Regions from separate parts of the Mus musculus genome. Here region 1 is linked to region 2. Evidence: chromatin loops called from intact Hi-C (ENCODE). Cell type or tissue: left cerebral cortex. All regions are shown on one strand.

The links. A loop is a pair of places that touch in the nucleus more often than their neighbours do. Peaks named below come from ENCODE experiments on the same cell type or tissue, not always from the same donor. Only the 100,000 strongest peaks of a DNase experiment are listed, where the experiment ranks them.
Region 1: a loop joins it to region 2, with 2.7 times the contacts of the local background. A loop is called at or near these places in 3 of 42 quality-filtered maps.

The regions. Positions count from the first base shown.
Region 1 is chr10:17,034,218-17,036,717 of GRCm38, forward strand. All of the region lies in intron 1 of Gm20125 (predicted gene, 20125), which reads right to left. Among named protein-coding and RNA genes, the nearest start is that of Gm20125, 60 kb to the right of the region's middle. In left cerebral cortex, no CTCF peak of the experiment used is centred here; DNase peaks (open chromatin) are centred at 940 and 1,783.
Region 2 is chr10:17,723,049-17,725,548 of GRCm38, forward strand. It overlaps Cited2 (Cbp/p300-interacting transactivator, with Glu/Asp-rich carboxy-terminal domain, 2), which reads left to right and starts at 180. Exons shown (of 2, transcript NM_010828.3): 1 at 180-411; 2 at 890-2,500. The coding sequence starts at 898. The coding sequence ends at 1,707. In left cerebral cortex, a CTCF peak has its summit at 1,395; DNase peaks (open chromatin) are centred at 107, 1,053, 1,375 and 2,207; H3K4me3 peaks cover 2,500 bases; H3K27ac peaks cover 2,369 bases.

The DNA of each region.
Region 1 (2,500 bases), 690 kb before region 2:
ATTTTACAATTCCTCAGAGAAATATCAGGCCATACATGTACTAATAGCTACATTTTTTCCATACTCGTAGTAATACTAAGATTCTATTAACATCCGTTCTCTTATGTTTTCCCAGTAAGACCCCATGAAATACATAATTCATTTCACCCTGCTGACCAGTGACCTAGTTAAAAACGAGGACAAATGTTTGGTTTTCTGTCCTTTGATGGCTTATCTTGTTTATCAGCTCTCATATGCCACTCTGATTAACTGCCAAATAATTATAATAATGGTAATAATAACAATAAAAATAATAAACTTTCAATCTGGTTGATAAACTATGTTCAATAATGGTGCTAGCTTCCTTCATTAGCTTTTATTCTACATGAAAAATGCTAAATAACACACTGACCTTTAAAAAGCAAGCCAAAGGATACATCAGGAAGTTCAGAGAGGCTCAGTTTCCGAAGCTATCTTTAGCCTCTAAATTCATTCTCGACCTAACATAGCTTATAATCACATTCATTTGTCCTTGCTTTGATAGTTGTAGCAGGCATGTGTCTTTTATAAGCTTCCTCAAATATTTTTGGAGCAAAGTGGGGTTATAAATCCAAGGGCAGTTTACTCATGCCCGAGTGCATTAAGAGTTAAAACACTGTAATTGCATCTTTACATGCAATGAATAAAGACGTAGCATGGAAGGAAGAAGGAATAATGAATGATGACAAAGGGTGGTTTTGAAGCTCAGATCTATTTTGGGGAACACAGAGATGAGCAGCTTGATCATCTGAACTTGCAAAGGGCAGAACATCAAGGTTATCATCTTCGCTGTTGGGAAAATGATTGCACAAGCTTTAGTAAGTGGCCCAGAGCAGGATCTGTGTTCAATGACTCATCTGAGAGGTGGCCCTTCCATTAGCTCCACAACTATAATAGTGAGACATCCATTTAATTCTGACTCACACTGTTAAATGCCATACACTGAATCACCAATCCTACTACATAAAGCGCCTGGCTTAAATGTCTCTATGAAATACTTATCCAGGCTGAAAAATATCCTCTGGGGCCTGAGAGGCACTAGACACTGTGGTTACAGCTAGTTGCCTTGGAAGTCACAAATGAGTTCAAGTTCACTGTCTTCCTGGATGCAAGATAAAGCCCAAATTGTCAGCACATTTTATATCCTTAGGGTGCTTTATGATCCTGCTTATACCTTTATTGTGTGTAATAAAATTTCTCAATAATCCTGTTTCTAGTAATTCTTACTTTTAAAAATATTTCTCTTGAGCTGAATGTTATCTTCCTATTTATGTTGTTTTCCAAAGGGGTGTTCTATATACAGGGGAAAAAAAGACATGCTACAAGGACCTTCAAATGAAATGTATTCACTAACTGTCCAGATGTTCACTTGGGTGTATGCATCATATAAATCTAAACTGATGAGAACAGTAATGGCCCAGCACAGTCTGTCTTACTTGGTGAACTCTGAGAGGAGAAAAATAAAAAATGTGCTGTTTTTGGAAGTTATGAATTTTAACAACTCAAGAAAAGAAAACACTTTTTGAATTTTATTGCTTTGATTTTGTGGACAATAAAGTTGACTTCCCACAGTGGTTTTCTTCCTATGTAACAGAAAACTTCATCTCTGCTTCAAAAATCAGATCCAAAGGTTTGCTCAATGATAAGGCTACGCTTGTAAAAAAAAATACCATAGCCCCAGAATACATTTAACAATATGACCACATGTTTTGTTACTTTTTTTTAATCCTCTAATAGATATATACGTCTTGGCATTTGCTCCCACACATCTCAAATGTGGGCAGATGGGAAAATCTCTGCTTCTTCCACATCCGAGATTTTACATAACATTATAGAAAACACCATGATGCACAGCTTCAGTTACTATGTGATGACAGATTAGCAAAATTAATCCAAACAAGGCACAGCCTCAACACGCCACAAAACTATTGAACCTGGGTTATCCAACTAGCTACTTATTCTGGTCAATAACTCTAAGTAGGAGTTCTCAGAGTTCATGCAGGAAGAGCAAATGGTGTTGACATTACACAGTGCTGGTCTTGTCTAACTTTTTGTTATTGTGACAGGAAATAGTCCTCTATAAAAGTGTTGGGTCACATTCATATATGTGTTAACTATGGCAGATGTGTGTTGAAGGCAACAGGTAGCACATTTCGTATGTAAAACATTTACCTTTCTTTATAGCACCTAAAGTGAAGAAACTCTGAAATCCTACACATACACTTGGAAGGACCTTAGATTTTTACCTTTGAAATATGTGTTGTCAACAAAGATATGGTACCTGGCCACCTTTCCCTGAAGCATAGCATTTTCTCTTTGTGAGTTTGAATGAGATGCTTGATCCTATACATTCAACTGCTTGAGTCATTTCTGCAGTAGGAGCCAAAGTTAATACCTGTTTGTTACCCACAATACACTAGTGCTAAGATATAGCTACCATATCCAAAATAGACGAATATTTCCAGAGATCATTATACATCAT
Region 2 (2,500 bases):
CGGCGCCGGGGCGCGCAGCCGCTGCGCACGTGCAGCGCGGACTCGCGGACGCGGCAGAGGACCCGATCCAGGGTGCTGATGTTCCGGGATCCGTGTGTTTGCGCTTGCCGCCGGGGAGGCTGTCGCTCCGCCCTTCCTGAGATCCTTATATTAACAGTGGCCAAAGCCCGGAGAAACACAGCTCATTGTTGGCAGCTGCCTGGCGGTCTTGCGGAGCGGCTAGGGCAGCGGAGGAAAAGAAAAGGGAACGGCTCGGAATTTGCTCCAGCGGCTGCTGCAAGACCTCGGCGCCAACCTCGCACCGGCGAGCGCCTCACAGCCCATCGGCTGTCCCTCTATGTGCTGCTGAGCCGGTCCTGGACTCGACGAGCCCGCCTTCGGTGTTCCGAGCAGAAATCGCAAAGACGGAAGGTGAGCGCGGCGGGCGAAGCTAGCCAGGGCTGCTGCCAGCCTAGTCCTCCGAGGGCAGGGCTGGCTCCGGGGACAAGCGTGAGGCGGAGCTGGGGAATAACAACAGGATGTGCAACCACAGGGTGAGGAGGGCTGATTGAATGCCTGAAGTTCGCGGCCCGGCTCCGGGGCACTTCCTTTATTAGGCCACTTCAGGGAACCCAGGGGGGTGTGGGCTCCGGTCCCCCTCCCCCCGCCACACTTTCCCGGATCCTAGGGGAAGGGGCAGGTCGCTCAGCGCCAGGCTGTGCGGGTCCGGCAGGCAGCAGGTCCGCCGAGGTAGCGAGCTCGGGTGCACGGGCTGCTGGTGGGCTCTCTCGGGGGTGGTGGTCTGCAGCTTGAGACGTGCTCGCGGGTACGGGGGGCTACAGAAGTGGGGTGCGCTCTGGTGGGCGACACGTGTGGCGCGGGTCTCAGCGTCTGCTCGTTTCGCTTTCAGGACTGGAAATGGCAGACCATATGATGGCCATGAACCACGGGCGCTTCCCCGACGGCACCAACGGGCTGCACCACCACCCTGCCCACCGCATGGGCATGGGGCAGTTCCCGAGCCCGCATCATCACCAGCAGCAGCAGCCCCAGCACGCCTTCAACGCCCTCATGGGCGAGCACATACACTACGGCGCGGGCAACATGAATGCCACGAGCGGCATCAGGCACGCCATGGGGCCGGGGACTGTGAACGGGGGGCACCCCCCGAGCGCTCTGGCCCCGGCCGCCAGGTTTAACAACTCCCAGTTCATGGGTCCCCCGGTGGCCAGCCAGGGAGGCTCCCTGCCGGCCAGCATGCAGCTGCAGAAGCTCAACAACCAGTATTTCAACCATCACCCCTACCCCCACAACCACTACATGCCGGATTTGCACCCCACTGCAGGCCACCAGATGAACGGGACAAACCAGCACTTCCGAGATTGCAACCCCAAGCACAGCGGAGGCAGCAGCACCCCTGGCGGTGCGGGTGGCAGCGGCACCCCCGGCGGCTCCGGCGGCACCTCGGGCGGCGCGGGTGGCAGCAGCGCGGGCGGCAGCGGCGGTGGCAGCACCATGCCCGCCTCGGTGGCTCACGTCCCCGCGGCAATGCTGCCGCCCAATGTCATAGACACTGATTTCATCGACGAGGAAGTGCTTATGTCCTTAGTGATAGAAATGGGTTTGGACCGCATCAAGGAGCTGCCCGAACTCTGGCTGGGCCAAAATGAGTTTGATTTTATGACGGACTTCGTGTGCAAGCAGCAGCCCAGCAGAGTCAGCTGTTGACTCGGTTAACCTCGCAGGCGGAAAGAAATCACCCTCCCCACCCCACCCCCACCCCCAACTTCTTCGGTGTGAATTAAAAAAAAAACAAAAAAACAAACATTCCCTTAGACGCAGTATCTCGCTTTTCAGATCCTGAAAGGGTTGAGAACCTGGAAACAAAGTAAACTATAAACTTGTACAAATTGGTTTAAAAAAAAAAAAGATTGCTGCCACTTTTTCCTATTCTTGTTTCGTTTTTTGTAGCCTTGACATTCACCTCCCTTATGTAGTTGAAATATCTAGCTAACTTGGTCTTTTTTGTTGTTTGTTTTTACTCCTTTATTTCCTCACTTTCTCCCGTGCTCAACTGTTAGATATTAAGCTTGGCAAACTGCTTAATCTTGTGGATTTTGTAGATGGTTTCAAATGACTGCGCTGCGTTCAGATTCATGAGTGAAAGGAAACATTGCATTTGTTGGCTGCATGATCTTTGAAGGGCAGATATTACTGCACAAACTGCCATCTCGCTTCATTTTTTTTAACTATGCATTCGAGTACAGACTTAAGTTTTCAAATATGCTAAACTGGAAGATTAAACATGTGGGCCAAACCGTTCTGGATCAGGAAAAGTCATACCGTTCACTTTCAAGTTGGCTGTCTCCCCTCCCCCATATGTACAGACAATAATAGGGTGTGGAATGTCGTCAGTGGCAAACATTTCACAGATTTTTATTTTGTTTCTGTCTTCAACATTTTTGACACTGTGCTAATAGTTATATTCAGTACATGAAAAGATACTACTGTGTTGAAAGCT